Linked DNA regions of Homo sapiens: region 2 is linked to region 1. A link is a loop called in an ENCODE intact Hi-C map of the cell type or tissue named here. Cell type or tissue: heart left ventricle. All regions are shown on one strand. Region 1 overlaps ARK2C (arkadia (RNF111) C-terminal like ring finger ubiquitin ligase 2C). Region 2 has its middle 21 kb from the start of ARK2N.

Region 1 (8,000 bases):
TGTGGTCTTATCTTGGAACAGATGGTTGTGAATGAGCTGGTGTCAAAAGACTTTGAGCTTAGATAGTCTGTGATGAGCCTTCATCCCAGTGGTACTGTTATCTGTTTTCTGAGTCATCACACAGGACTTTCTGCAAGTTGTGGCTTTTGTTCCAAGTCTCAGTTCCCTGTTCATTGCCTAGCTGCCCGCAGGACCATCTTCTATTTAAAGTTTGTCCTTGGGAAAGTTACTTGACCTCTCTGAGCCTTGGTCACTCAGTGGTTAAGTGGAGATAATAACGGTAGCTACACCATGGAGTTCTGAGGATTAAATGAGTTAATATATGTGGAGCACCTAACAGTGCCTGGCATACAGGGGGTGCAATAGAAATGTCAGCCATTATTACAACTGCAGGCCTTCAAGATCAGGAAAAGAATGTTGATGCCTCAAAAGAAAGGATAGTCTGCAAGTTTATTTTCCACTTCAAAGGAGAAAAAAGGGGAACAGCAATATGAGATACCTTTGCCAGGACAGACACTGTCCTGGGAGCAGCCATCATGATCTAGAACAAACAAGTCCGGTGAGATTGACGTGATCTTCTGAGAAAGAGGGAAGGAATGAGCTCAAGGGATCCTTTGAGGTTTGGCCCATCTGCAGGTAAACGGTGGTGGTGATGCACTCTTCGTTAGTTTAGCCGAGGACAGGGCAGGAGGAAATGAAGTGAAGAAATGACACTGAGAATCTGGATTTGACAGTAGAAGAGACGTCTGACTCTGAGCTGCTGAGTATTAGGATTGGGGGAAGCTAAGAGGCTGTGGGCTCCTGGCCACATCTAACCAGAGTGGAAGTTGTGGTGCAGAGGAGGGACCTCTGGTCTGGGGGTCAGGCAGTCTCAGTCCTGGTATTGAACTTGCCTCTGAGTAGCAGGGGCATGGCTTTCTGCCACTCAGTCCTCACTCTGGGTCTTAGGCTCCCCTTTTGTAAAAGGGAGGATTCAGGATAGATGGGCCCTTCAGGCGTCTTGCTTTCTTGGCTTCAAGGCATCCTGGAGATTACTGTCATTCTTTCTCATAACTGCACAATATTCCCCAATAATGCATGTTCTCCTATTGATGGACATTTCGTTGTTTCCAGTCTTTTGTACTTACCAGCCATAGAGCACATTTTGTTTGTGTATCTGCATGGAGTTATATGCATTTTGTCTTTAAGATGCCAAGTGGAATTGCAGTAGACAGGATTTGAGCATTTGTGATTTTCATGATCTTGCCAAATCACTCTCCTTAGAGGTTGCACCAAATTATAATCTTACTGCCAACTGTGGGCCCTGCTGTTTTACTTATGTGGTGAGGAGTAGTGGGTGGGAGGTCTTGGTGATCAAGCGATCAATACATCTTCCACTTCTAAGGTCACATGACCTCAGGGCCCTGCTCTGGTCAGATCCCATTTCTTAAGGCCCCAAATGCTTAGCCAAGCTTGGCTTCTTGCACCTCAGCTCTGCTGCTTCCTCTCACCTTGGCTTTTCTGCTTTCCAGCTATCCCTAATAAGAGAGAGAGAAAGCTAGAGACAGAGAATGTGTTCCAGGTGCTCAATGTCTTACTGGTGCTGTGCCTGCAACTATCATCATTCCAGCTTCTGTGTACACACACCTGGCTTCCCACAGTTAAGGTGGAGGAGGAGGCAGCCAGCCAGCTGTGTGAAGGACTGAACCCGTTAGGCTGTGAGACTGAGGGGCAAACTCACCATCCAGGGTTGCACTGACAGCCTCAGCTGAAGGCTCACCCTTAACAAGCTGAACAAGCCTTCTGACAATTGCTGTCAATTTCGTCCCAGGAAGATGCTGGCAGGACCTAGATCTTGGTTATGACCTGGAGCCATGCCCAGAAACACTCAAATCTATCACCAATAATTGTCCATGGGCCTGGCTGAAGGGGAGCCTCCCTGACAAACAAACAAGTGGAAATCTGTCACAAAGGAAGCAAACACACCCCATGACCAGGAGGGCCACTCATTCCTCTTGTTCTCATTGGTTTGGCTGCTGCATGGTAAACTCACTTTAAGCATCGTTTCTTCAATTGTCCAGGCTCATGAAAGTGGTCAGCAAGTCCTCCTTAAACTCTACACATGCCTTTGTAATGTTTACGGGAGGCCCTGCCTCACCCCCAATTATTTATTCATCAGACATCTCCTGGGCACCAGTGTGTGTCAGGTGCTGGCTGTGCATGGGTGGCAGATGCCCAAGGCTCTGTCTCCACTCTGGGGAAGTTGCTGAGATGAGCCTCCCAAAGTGAAAAGTGACAGGTGTCATAGACAAGGCAGGTAAGACACGCCTGATGGATTCAGGCACCCCTTAATGACAGCTCTTTTTGTTGGCATTCCCTTAGCACCTGATAATTTTGAGAGTTGAATGAAGGGAGAGAGCCAGGGTAGAAAGGAAACGACAGCCCCTTGGGGAAGGCAGTGTGAGGCATTGCAGGAGAGAGCTTAGCTCTTGGCATTTGCTGGTTTAATAGGGTCACTGGCAAGTAGCTTTGGGTTGGGTGAGTTTGCTGAAAGATAATTATGGTGGCATTGGCTGGAGAAAGGAAAGAGATTTCCTAGAGGCCTCTGTACTTGGCCTTTGCAGATGAGCTGACACTATGTGACTATCCTGAATAGGACGTATGCTCTGAGTCAGCTGATTAATTTTCACTCTTGCAGTTGAGCAAGGATTTGCATGGAGCCATTTGCATTTTCTCACCAAGTCCCCTTTGCTATCGATTGATTCATTTCAACATACATTTGGTAAGTTCCTACTATGTGCCAGCAGTGAGCTGGACAGCTGAGGTTCTGCCTCACGGAGTTGATATTCTATATGTGTACTAGTTTCCTGTCCCCAGCTGTGACGAGAGCCCATCCCAGGGAGGGGCACTTGGATCTTAGTTGGGGACCTTGAAAAAGTCTTCATGTTCCAAAGGGGTGAGGCCCTACTGAAGGAATCTCAGATATGGGTCAGATACTTGGGGCTGCTCACCCAATGTGAACAAAAGGGGGACTCCAGCAAGCCAGATTCAGTCAAGTAGCTGGACATGCAGGAATCACAGCCTGGGGCTGAGCCGTGTATGTGTGATCTTTACACCTCCCTGGTCCCTTTCTCCTGAACCTGTGGATGCCCAGTGAGAGGAGGAAGGGCAGGGGCACCATGGAGCCCAGCTCCCTGGAGTGGGGTCGATGATGCCAGGCTCCCTGGGCTAAAAGCCTCTTGTCAGCAGAGTAATTGGATCTGACTTGCAGCAGGCAGGGAGCAGAGGTATTCGAGTCAGTTGGTGCTATTTTTAAATGCCCTCTCTTCCCCAAGTGCAGATCTCAGCTCAGCGGGAGACAACGGCTCATCTCACAGCCCTGGGAATCAAAGCACAGCCCCCTCCCCTCAAGGTTTAAGTCCTTCCAACCCCATTCTTCAAAATCAGATCTCAAATTGGGCAACTGCCCACAAATCCTGCCATGATCATATGTCCCAGTTTGGGGAAGGATGGACTCCTGGGGCCATGGGGTCAAGGGCTGGTTTGGGCTGGTTGCCCAGTTGGCCAGAAGCAGACCCACAGCCTTGGTTTCTTGGTTGCCTGGCAGCCCCAGAGGGTTACCACTAAGCCTGCAGGCAAACATGTCCCTGCCAGTCTGCTGCTGTCTTGACCCTTGGTAGCAGCTCACAGCTGCCTGTCAGGCTCTGAAAACAGAGCAGAAAGCAGCCACCCTCCTGCCAAATGTCCTGCTAGGAGATGAGCCTCATACTGAGTGCAGCCCAGGGTAGTGGGAGGAGATCAGGGAGGCCGATGTCCAGTCATGTGCTGATGAGGCTGCCTGGTTGGTCAGTTTCTTCTCACTTGTCACACCTCCTCTCTCCTCCCTACTCCAGTAGCTGGCTGTTAAATGCTCTCCCTCCAGAGGATGTGGTCAGGCCGGAAGGGAATTGCTGGTGGTCCTGACTACCCCCACCCCTCCCAACTCTTAGAAAATGACAAGGCCGCCTCGGGCAGGTACGGAGATGCTGCTAACAGCCAACGCGGAGTGACCACGTTTCATGCTTCAGATGGCACACCTGTGGGCCAGGGGCCACCATATCTTGTTATAGATAAGGACCGAGGCCCAAAGGGGAGCCCTTTGGTCAAGGTCACTAGCAGATCCTCCCTCTCTCCCTGACTAGGACCCTCAAAATCCCCCAGAATTCCTGAGGCCTTTGGATGCAAAGAATGAGGGATGCTTGCACGTCAAACAACACAGCCCCCTCTCCGAGAAGCTGGAGGAGTTCCAGGAGTCTTCCCGCCTTAGCCGGGGGATGGGGGAGCTCAACTCTGTGGCACTCTGTTCAAGTTTGTTGCTTTGGGTGACAGATCTTGAACTCGGTTTTGAAAATTGTTTGGTTAAAACATTGCAAGCTGGGAACCCTGCCAGGTCCTCTTCTCTCTCGAGTGGAATTAGAATAAGGCAGCCTGCCCCGACCCGTTCCAAGGGTACTGATCCTCAAGTTTTATAAAGCAGCGTCGCTCAAGCCCAGCCCTATCCAGAAGTGGACCATGTGGTGACGTCCCAGGGACCCTGGGAAGATGCTCCCATCCCCAAATCTATCTGCATTAGCCTGTCCCACCGTGCCCAAACCCACAGCCTTGTAGGGCTTTCCTTGAGCTTTATAGTCAGTTCTGAGTGGGATAGGTGAGCGCTCCCTGGGTTTGGAGTCCTACAGAGCTCTGCAGGCTCTGTGGAAACCACATCTGCCTTGTCTTATTAGCCCTGCGACCTGGACTACGGGATAGCAAGTTGTTTACTTTCTTTGAGTCTCAGTTTACTTATCTCTTACCTGGGGAGAGAAGGTGAGCTGACATTTGGGAAGAGGAGTGGGAGACAGTTATTTGAGGCCCTGGGAACCCAGGGCAAAGGGGTGGGAGATGAGAAAGGGCAGGAGAGCAGCGCTTTTTCCATTCTGCTCTACTCACATTTAAAAATCATTTTACTCTTAAAAACTGCTCTGTGTGTTTTAAAAAGCACATTACATATGCACGTGGTAAGAATTCCTATGGTGCAAAAGGATGTACATACAGAGAAAAACACTCCTCCCCCTGCCCCAGCTGCCCAGGTTCTCTCCTCATGGGGAGCCTTGTTGTTATGTCTCATGGATCCTTCCAGGAATCATCTGCATGTTTACTTTTCTGCACATACACTGTAATCTAAACCACATAATTTAATTCAAAGTCATGCAGCATGCTCGGGTTCCTCTCTTAGAAATGTTTGCTATAATGTCCTTAATACCAGGCCTCATTTGTGTAGGGTGCTCTACAATTTTCAAGGCACCATCCCCCAGCAGTTCTCATCTGAATCCACGGCCTTCTGGAGGTAGAGATGGCAATATCGTTATGCTCATTTTGCAGGTCAGGAAGCTGAGGCTCAGAGAGGCCAGGCTGCTTGCCTAAGGCCACATAGTGAGTGACTGATTAAGACGGGACCTGAACACAACCTGCCTGACTCTCTGGGCAGATGTGTCTTCTTCCTTAAGGGAAACTGCTTTAATCTCCCTATGCTGTGTTGGTAAACAGCAGATGTTTATAAAAAATCATTAGCCTTCCAAACCAGGGCTCTGTGTAGGTGCTGCTTACAGGCAGACCTGACTAACCCCAGCAGGCCATGGGGCAGGTTGTGGAGACTCAGACCACAGCTGCTCTCTGTGTGTGCACACACACACGTGCAGACATACATGTACACACACACACATCACAGGTGCCACAACATGCATGTACATGCACATATCCATGAATAGACATATACCTGCACATGAACACGTTCACACAAATCCCACAGACACATGCTCGCACATGCCCATATCCATACCTACACCATGCACACACACATGCTTATACATTCATGATCATGCCACGTACCACACAATACACACATACACAGATGCACGCTCACAGACACATGCACATACACACAGCCTTGAGACTCCAGAAGGGCAAACACAGCACGTGGAATCCTGGTCCTCAGGTCCTCCTTTGCCCCAGTGCGGAGGGCAGGTTGCAGAGGCCTCTGGGAAAGGCCATATGAGTGGCCGTGTTAGATTCATTGGGAGCCATTTCACCCCTAGGAAACATTTTCATTTTGTGTCATCACAGCCTTGTGAATGGGGAGCGTGCACTTCCACCCAGGGCTGCAGGAGGATGTGTGAGGGAGTAGGGGCTGAGCTAAGCCGCAGTCCTGCTGGGCCTTTATTCTCAGCTCATGGACACTCCATCGGCTTCAGATAACATCTGGAGCCAAAGCCCAGGAAATGGGCAGGGGAGGGAGCAGAAGCCAAGTCAGCCTGTGCGCTGCTGCAGTTTCAGGGCCTGGTGGAGTCCCTGTGTCAGTCCAGAGTGTCCCCTCCCCAGGCCTACATGACCTCTGCCAGAGTTTGACTGACACTCATCGAAATGTGAATACCCACGTGAGCCCCAAGGCAGTGACCTTACCAGTAAGTTGCTGAAGGAAGGCGAGGCACAGTGGTTCACACCTGTAATCCCAACACTTTGGGAGGCCGAGGTGGGCGGATCACGAGGTCAGGAGATGGAGACCACCCTGGCTAACACGGTGAAACCCCATCTCTACTAAAAATACAAAAAATTTTTTATATTTATAGGCAGTGGTGGGCGCCTATAGTCCCAGCTACTCGGGAGGCTGAGGCAGAAGAATGGCGTGGACCTGGGAGGTAGAGCTTGCAGTGAGCCGAGATCGTGCCACTGTACTCCAGCCTGGGCGACAGAACAAGGATCTGTCTCAAAAAAAATAAAAAAAATAAAAAAATAAATAAAAATAAAAAAGTTGCTGAAGGAGCCCCCTCCCTGGTGCACTAGGCCCTTTATTGAGAACGTGTTTTGGTGGTGCTGAGAGTGAAAGACGGGCTTGGAATCAAACAGGCTCCAGATTCCCAACCTGGGCCAAGTGATGCTGAGCAAGTCTTTCTAACCCTTGAGCCTCAGTTTCTTCATCTCTAAAATGGGAATAATGGGAATAATGCCCATAATTCATTGCACTGGATGGTTGTAGGGCTGAATTTGGGAAAAGCTTTGTGACAGGTAAAGTGATATGCTGATATGACTGGGATCATCACAGAGGGACTGAAGCAGAGTTCACGAGGGACCTGGAGTGCCAGGTGGGAGGAGAGGTAAGCAGGGAGGCAGAAAACAGTGCCTGAAGCCTTGAAAATGGAAACCAATTTGGACACCCAGTGCTGCACCAGCTGGCCACTCAGGGCTGGGGTTTGTCCTCAGCCTTCCTGACTTTGCTGCTGGCATTTTCATGGCTAATTAACATGTCATGGGGGTGGAGAGGAAGAAAAACTCAAAACAATTGATTTGTCTATTTGCCAGCACATCTGGGAAAAGGCTGGGTGTGGGAGGTCAAAATCAAGGCTAAAAATCAGTGCTTTGCATTCTCAAGGAAACACACGGATCTGCAGGAAAGCTCTAGGAAGTCAAAGCTCAACTATAAACTCTTGAGACAGCAGTGGGCATGGAGGGAGGAGGCATTTAAAGCTCTTCTGGCTTTGTGAGGAGAAGGGTGACACAGAAACCTGGCTCATGATAAGGAAGCCAATGAAGAAGTCATCATCCATCCTTCCCTCCCTCCATCCGTAAGCATCCGCCAAGCACCCAGATTGCATCCAGCCCTGTCCTGAGGGTGCTCTGGGTGTTGCATGGAGACAATACAGGGACTTTTCTCTTTAAGCATTCAGATTCACATTCAGAACATTGAGAGCACAACTCAAAATTGAGTCCCCACCTCAATAAACGACAACGCCATTTGTATCAGTTAGCTTTTTCTGTATAACAATCACTCCAAAATTTGGCCTTAAAACAACAACCTTTTATGCAGCTCACAAGTCAGTGGGTTGGTAATTTGGGTTGGGCTCAGCTGGGAAGTCCTTTTGGTCTTCTTGGGCTCACTCACATTGCTGCAGTCAGCTGGGACAGATGGGTCTAGGACAGTTTATTTGTATATCACATGGTCTGTCATT
Region 2 (8,000 bases), 260 kb before region 1:
TCTCAAAAAAACAAACAAACAAAAACAAAACAAAAAACACACAAACAGAGGGTCTCCTAACCAAAGCAAATATTTCAGAGCATGTAAACTACACAGGAAGTCCTAGAGGGAGGGGCCAGGGACCCACAGTACTCACTGAAGAGAGTCCCTCAATGAGCTTATTTTATTTTATTTTGTTTTTTATTTTATGAGACAAGGTCTCACTCTTTTATCCAGGCTAGAGTGTGTGATCATGGCTCACTGCAGCCCAGGCTCAAGAGATCCTCCCACCTCAGCCTCCTGAGTAGCTGGGATTATAGGTTATTGCCACCATGCCCGGCTACTTTTTGTATTTTTTGCAGAAATGGGGTTTCGTCATGTTCCCCAGGCTGGTCTCAAATTCCTGGGCTCAAGCGATCCACCCTCCTTGACCTCTCACAGCACCCGGCCCTAAATGAGCATTTATTGAGCAATATCTATTCAACAACAAGTTCTGTACTTGGGCTAGAGAGAAATAGACTTGCTCTGGTGCAAAGAGAAGACTCACTTACACAACATAATGAGAAAGCAAATGAAAGACAATCCTGAGCCAAGCAGTGTCTAGCCAGGATGCCCCTTCCCTCCATTCCCAGGGAAGCACACTGAGAGGCACCCAGGATGCCAGTTGTTTAGACACAGCATGCAGCCTTCAGGGAGTGTTGCCGGCTTGGGAATGCTGCCAGAAGCCCCCAGCCCTTCTCCTTCCTCTACCTAGCCTGGTGTGTGGGATCTATTTCCAGTCTTTGGTGTTTGTGTTTGTTTTGTGTTTTTTACTTATTTATGTATTTATTTTGCTTATCAGAAGTGTTTTATCAAAGGCCTACATTTCCTCCCCAGTCTGAGGCTTGAGCAGCTTTGTCAAAATTAAGCAAGAGAGATTTTCAGGCTCTACCCAGCCTCCTCCCACCTCCACATCAATGAATGCAGAGCCTTATTCTGACTTGAATGAGAATAAGTGAAGGGAAGGATATATAGGAAGGAAAATGGTTTAAAAATCGCAAAAATGGCCGGGCTCGGTGGCTCACACCTGTAATCCCAGCACTTTGGGAGGCCAAGGCAGGCAGATCACGAGGTCAAGAGTTCAAGACCAGCCTGACTAATATGGTGAAACCCCGTCTCTACTAAAAATACAAAAATTAGCTGAGCGTGGTGCAAGCCTGTAGTCCCAGCTACTCAGGAGGCTGAGGCAAGAGAATCGCTTGAACCCTTGAGGCAGAGGTTGCAGTGAGCCAAGATTGTGCCATTGCACTCCAGCCTGGGTTACAGAGCAAGACTCCATCTCAAAAATAAAATAAAATAAAAAATCTCAAAAACCTGCTTCTCCCACAGGGCTGTGAGAATGCACATCCTTAGCCCAAATCTGGCATATGGTCAGAACTCAATGAGTGTCAATTATGGGCTCACAATCCCTTACTGGAATTTCCAAAGCCCCCAAAGCTCTAAAACCCAAAGGTTTTTCATAATTCATTTGACAAAACCTGATCTGACCTGAATTCATTTGGCAGCAGAACCTCACCTGAACCCCCATTTTGGTCTACTGCAGAACTCTAAGGCGTGTGACTCCTGGGTGTTCCTCCAGGCGCTGCTTGGGGGTATTATGTTTATGGTATAAGCACCTGATTACCTATCTGAAATCTGGAACATTCTGAATTCTGAAATGTAACTGGCCCCAGGGACCTGTTTCTATAAGAAACCTAGGTTCTAGATGTTGTTTCTGCTGTTACCTAGCTGTGTGACATTAGATGTGGTAGACAGACCCTAGAATGGCCCTAAAATTTCCCATCTGCTACTTTTCATGTTATTTATTTATTTATTTATTTTTGAGGTGGAGCCTAGCCATGTCGCCCAGGCTGGAGTGCAGTGGTGTGATTTCAGCTCACTGCCACCTCCACCTCCCGAGTTCAAGCAATTCTCCTGCCTCAGCCTCCCGAGTAGCTGGGATTACAGGTGTGCACCACCACGCCCAGCTAATTTTTGTATTTTTAGTAGAGACAGGGTTTCACTGTGTTGACCAGGCTGGTCTCGAACTCCTGACCTCGTGATCCACCCACCTCGGCCTCCCAAAGTGCTGGAATTACAAGCGTGAGCCACCACACCTGGCCTATTTATTTATTTTTCAAGACAGAGTCTTGCTCTGTCGCCCAGGCTGGAGTGCAGTGGTGCAATCTCAGCTCACTGCAACCTCCACCTCCCAGGTTCAAGCAATCCTCCTGCCTCAGTCTCCCAAGTAGCTGGGATATAATCCCCTCCCTTGGAATGTGGGTGGGACACATTCAAATTTTGTGTGACTTGATTCTCACAAACAGAATATGGCAAAGGTAAAGAAATTTTGAAGATGTAATTAGGGTCTCAAATCTGTTGATTTCATTTCATCAAAAGGGAGATCATCTGGGTGAGCCTGACTCAATCAGTTAAAAGCCTTAAAAGGCTTTTAAGGACTGGCCCCTCCCTGAGGTTAGAGACTCTCTCTCAGTTATTGGCTTTGAAGAAACTGACCTGCTATGAGAAGACCTATGGAAAGAGCCACTTGGCAAGGAAGAGGGGGCAGCATTTAGTTGCGAGAACATTCGGCTGACCACCAGCAAGAAAATGGGTACTTCGGTCCTACAGCTGCAAGAAGATGGATTCTGCCAACAGCCTGAGGGAGCCTGGAAGCAGGTCTTTCCCTGCTTGAGCCTCTGATGAGACTCCAGCCCCAGCTGACACCTTGATTTCAGCCTGGGGAAACCATGGAGCAGAGGAGGCAGCTAAGCTGAGCTCAGGTTCCTGACCCATAGAAATGACGCTAAGTATGTGCTATTTTAATCTGCTATATGACAATCATTTTTAGATGATTTGTGGGCAACACAGAAAGCCAGTACATTAGGGAAGTCTCTTAACCTCCCTGGGTCCCAGTTGTGCATCTGTAAATTAGGGAAATGGTTGAACCGGGTCACACCTAGGAGCCTCTCAGGCTCTAGCTTTTGGAGACTCTGTATGGGCAGATGCTGAGTGCTGCACCGTTGTGAGAAGGAAGAATCGTTCTCTAATGGGTGAGCAGGCTAGTGCTCTCATGTGGGGGGCTGTGGGTGCCAAGGAGGTGTGTCGTTGAGGTGGCTGCTGCAAAATGCAGACAGCTGAGGACTCACCCTGAGTCCTTGATGACCCATCTGCCAGCAGGCTAGACGCTGACCACAACTGGCACCACGCCTGGCTGCAGAGGCGATCAGCTTTCAAGAGCAGGAAAAACAAATGTCCTCTTTCCCCTGCTCTGTAAGGGACGTGCAACCATGCTGGGCATCCATCCCCACCTCTGTTAATTTACTGGGGGGCAAAGGGTCCACTCTGCAATCTTCCTCCCATGATACCTAAAACTCTTGGGCTTGTGACCTCTAGGACTGCCCTGGGGAGCTCCTGGGAAGCTGAGTCAGGGAGGGCATCAGGTTTCCTGCTAGCTCTTGGCACACTTCTGAAGTAGGTGAGCTTGTGCTTCTGTGCTGTCCCACCCAGCCGGTCTGCCAGGTCTCTCTGCTTCCCACACCCGCTGCCGCCTGCCCCAGGGGCCCGGACCACCAACACACCCCAGAGGTGGGGCACCCACTGTCTGCCTTCCCTCCCCCAATACTCCCTCACACACAGCTGACACGCTCATCTGACTGGCTAAAGGGATTGTCCCTTATTAAATTCCTTGGGGGATGATCTCATTAAGCCTTGTTATGGGTCACTTCTATTTCAGGGAGAATAAATTTGCTGCAATCTATGGGCAGCTAGTTAATTGAAACCTGAGGAAGGGGCTGGGGGAGGGGAGGGCACGGGTGAGGGGGTGGAGCGAGCCTGAAAGTGTGGGAAGTGCCTGGCCTGGTGAGAGCTGAGAGCTGGCTGGGAGGAGGCTGAAGGTGCACATGAGGGTAGCCGATAAGGAGGAGGCCACAGGCAGTGGAGGGAGAGGGGAGACAAAAGCAGGTGTCAGCTGCAGCCTGATGCAGGGAGATAGCCTCCTAACTGCCTCCCAGGCCTCTGTGCTCAGCCCTGCCCCAACATATGAGTCCAGGCCAGCACAAAGTGATAAGCACCTAGGCCAGGATGTAGCAACAGAGATGGAAAAGAAGGAGATATGAGAGAACTTGGAAACAAATTTGATACAGGGATGAAGGAGAGGAGAGGAAAAAACCCAAGATGACCTTTAAAGATGCTTGGAGAATGGGGAGAGGCGCCAGCCGGAGCACAAGCCCAACACAGGCCTCTGAGCAATGCCAAGTTTACTGCTCTGCTGTTTAAAGAATCCTTCTTCACCCATTTCCGAAAAAATGTTTCCTATCTCCGGTTTTCTGGCTCTTCAGCCATTCATCTATTCATGCAAGCATTCATTCGGTTCGTCAGAATGGAGACCTTACGTAGCACTCTATCAGCCCCTCTGCTGAATACCGGCAATGCAAATATAGACAAATAGATTTTATAGGCTAAGCGTCGTGAGTCCACCCAGAGCAGTTAGCCACTCCCAGGAGCTCTTTTCCTTCCATTCCCTCTTTTCCAACAGTTGTGTTGATTTTCAGGATAGCTGCTGCAGAGAAGAGAATTCAAAGATGGAGGAAGGTTTTGTGTTGGGGATCTAAAGCCAAAGGAACTTGTGACTTTTGGTCATGCTGAGAGACAGGTGACCACTAATTGTGTAGCCCTTGGCTGGTCTCTGTCTTTTTGAGACTGAGTTTCGCTCTTGTTGCCCAGGCTGGAGTGCAGTGGCACGATCTCGGCTTACTGCAACCTCTGCCTCCCAGTTTCAAGCAATTCTCCTGCCTCAGCCTCCCAAGTAGCTGGGACTACCGGCATCCATCACCATGTTGGCCAGGCTGGTCTCGAGTTCCTGACCTCAGGTGATCCACCTTGCCTGGTCTCTTAATGCTCTTAGCCTGAATTTTATCATCTGTAAAAGGAGAAATAGGCTTAGATGATTTTAGAAAACTCTTCTACTTTGTATCTATGTTCTTGTTTTATGGATGTGAAAGTACTCTGAAAAGTTTGATTTCTACGCAGATGTGAGGTAGTTCTTTATTTCAGAAAGCAATAACAATGCGAGTGCCCACAGGGTGGATATGGGTTGTGAAATGGAAACTCCATCCCCTACTTCTTGCTTCCCTGTGGAGGGGTCTCTATTGGAGCCACATTCCTGGAGTCTCTCTGGCCTGACTCTCCCGGCAAGAAGAATGGTTCCCATCCGGTAATATTTTCTCCACCCAATATTTTACCTGAAATGTCACCAGGAAATATTAATCCCCATGGATCTCATGTCAGCTGCCCTCCTTTATATTTCAAGACCATGGTGGGAGGTAGAGCATGAAACCAGATCACCTTCTGGTGTGAAGATTTCAAGGGAGAAGTTGAGGTGGGAAGCCTCACCAGGTATTCTCTTTAGGACTTGCCTGAGAGTAGATTCTGGGCTGCTCAGACAGGGCAGCGCTCCTGTGACTGGTTGAATAGTCTGTCTACATTTGCTGTGACAGGAATGGGATAGGAAGTTCATGGAGGCTGCTCATTTGCACCGTGTCCCCCAATCCAGCTTTGATCTGCCATAAAGTTGACATTTAAGTGTTCGCCTGTTTCCTGCATCTTATTTTTTAGTTGCTTCCAAACTTGAGGAGAGAAAGAGAAAGGGTTATTTATTACACAGGCCCCAACCCTAGCAAGAGAAAAAAAAAAAATCACAGTCCACGTTATAAGTCTTCCTTGGGATTTTGTTCTTTTTTTCTTTTTTCGAGACAGGGTCTCACTCCGTCATCCACACTGGAGTGCAGCTATATGATCTGGGCTCACTGCAGCCTCCACCTCCCAGATTCAAGCGATTCTCCCACTTCAGCCTCCCGAGTATCTGGGATTACAGGTGCCCGCCACCATGCCCAGCTAATTTTTAGTATTTTTAGTACGGATGGGGTTTTGCAATGTTGGCCAGGTTGGTCTCGAACTCCTGACCTCAAGTGATCCACCTGCCTTGGCCTCCCAAAGTGCTGGGATTACAGGAGTGTGCCACCACACCCGGCTAATTTTTGTATTTTTAGTGGAGACAGGGTTTCACCATGTTGGCCAGGCTTGTCTCAAAGGAGATTTTTTTCTTTTTTCTAAATTCCTCCCTTACCCTTGCCTTCTCCACATCCAAATGAGTATCAGCCTCTGGGCACTCATTCCCAAAATGACCTAGTCCTTTCATTCCACTGTGACATCTTTCCAGAATGCTTTTCCTCTTCTCTATGAGGCAAAATTCTTGTCATTCTTAGAGTCATGGCTCAGAGTTCTCCCCCTCAGTGAGTCAATCCTTCTCAAGGAGCTCAGGCTGAGTTTGCAGCTTCCTTGTCTCAGTTTCTAGGACTCTATTCTATTATGCTATCACTAGTCCTAATGGGAGGCGACCTCATGCCCGTCTTACCCAATAGAGCAGACTAGGTTGAGTGCTGTACCTGGAAGTTCCTCTGGCCACATCTATGTCTTCTTAGAACTATTGTGTCTGGGGTTTCCTGGGTGGGGAAGGCAAATGAAACCTCAGCAATGACTGGTATGAATTCTCCTGCCAGGTGGGGGCCTTAAAGTAGAAATCAAATTGATTTCTAGGAAATGAAGAAAGTGATGTTTCTTGCATACTTGAGTTGGAGGGCTAGAGTATTATTCACTGCAAATAAATTCTGACCTTGTTTTTTCATGAAATGTTGCTCTCCTTCTCACTCTTCCACCCTAGAAATTTTGTCAAGGCTTGAATCAGTCCAGAATTTACTCTATTGTTCCCTTACCTGTTGCTTGGAATGTGACCGTTTGGGGAGTGTGTTTTGTTTTGTTTTGTTCTGAGACAGAGTCTTGCTCTGTTGCCCAGGCTGCAGTGCAGTTGTGCGATCTTGGCTCACTGCAACTCTGCTTCCTGGGTTCAAGCGATTTCCTGCTAATTTTGTTTTTTTTTATTTTTAGTAGAAAAAGCATTTCACCATATTGGCTAGGCTGGTCTTGGACTCCTGACCTCAAGTAAACTGGCTGGCCTTGGCCTCCCAAAGTGCTAGGATTACAGGCATGAGCCACCACACCTGGCCTGGGGAGTGTTTTACCATTCCTGAGACTAGATGGTGACAGGTTCTTACAACAGCCTGAGCAAAGCCTGACACAGAGGGGGAACCCCTTCAGTGGATGGGTCCTTCCTGCCACAGACTAAATGTAAATAAAGTCCTTCTGCTGTGTCTTCAGTGAGGATGGAGAACAGAGGGCTGCTCAAGGTCAAGTTGTATACTTGGAGGCTGGAGAAGAAGCCCCACACAGAGAAAGCCCAGGTGAGCTGAGCAGGACAGGAAGGATCCTCCGAGACCTGCAGATCATGCCACCAACCAGCACCAGGCCTACATCCAAGGAGCGCAGGGTATCCAGGAAGAACATCAGGCCGTACTCTCTCTCAGGCTAGACCAGTCACTTCTATTCCAAAGAAGACTTCTCAGGGCTGGAAGCATCCCCTCCCCTCTGTAGTCCCTCTCTTGTGCTTGCTGCCCTCCTTGACCTTGGTTCCCTTGGTTTCCAGTGAGCCAAGTGGAGGTGTACTCTCCCACCTCGTCATGTGCAGCCTGCCTGGGAACACAGTGTCTCCAAGGCTGACTGAGGAGAACAGAACTTGAGGAGAAAAACAGCAGCACAGAGAAGGAAAAACAGAGTGGGGCCTGGGGAGAAAGGAGAGCTCTCAGCTGGGGTTTCCCACAGAAGCAGAGTCTCAGACAAGAGCTTGCACACAGGTCATTAATTTTGGGAATTACCCCAGAACAGGAGTGAGGAACTGGAGAGAGTGACCCAAGGAAGGAGGGAGAGCCATTCCAATGTGTGCTGCCTTATCAAGCTCATCTCCAGGGAGGCCGCCTGGGCGTGGTCCACCTGTTTGCCCCTAAAGAGAACCAAAGAACGAGCTTCAAAATTGTTCGTCTGAGGGAAATAATAGAGGATGTTTATCCACCAGTTCTGGCCCCCTCGGGTCAAGGTTGCCCCATAGGATG

Evidence for each region. A loop is a pair of places that touch in the nucleus more often than their neighbours do. Peaks named below come from ENCODE experiments on the same cell type or tissue, not always from the same donor. Only the 100,000 strongest peaks of a DNase experiment are listed, where the experiment ranks them.
Region 2: it touches region 1 in a loop (4-fold over the local background); 2 of 110 quality-filtered maps call a loop at or near these places.

The regions. Positions count from the first base shown.
Region 1 is chr18:46,408,764-46,416,763 of GRCh38, forward strand. All of the region lies in intron 1 of ARK2C (arkadia (RNF111) C-terminal like ring finger ubiquitin ligase 2C), which reads left to right. Among named protein-coding and RNA genes, the nearest start is that of ARK2C, 79 kb to the left of the region's middle. RefSeq lists enhancers at 3,000-3,950, 5,851-6,799. In heart left ventricle, no CTCF peak of the experiment used is centred here; DNase peaks (open chromatin) are centred at 3,198 and 3,618; H3K27ac peaks cover 4,128 bases.
Region 2 is chr18:46,149,469-46,157,468 of GRCh38, forward strand. No RefSeq gene overlaps it. Among named protein-coding and RNA genes, the nearest start is that of ARK2N, 21 kb to the right of the region's middle. RefSeq lists a silencer at 6,417-6,623. In heart left ventricle, no CTCF peak of the experiment used is centred here; DNase peaks (open chromatin) are centred at 3,193 and 3,529.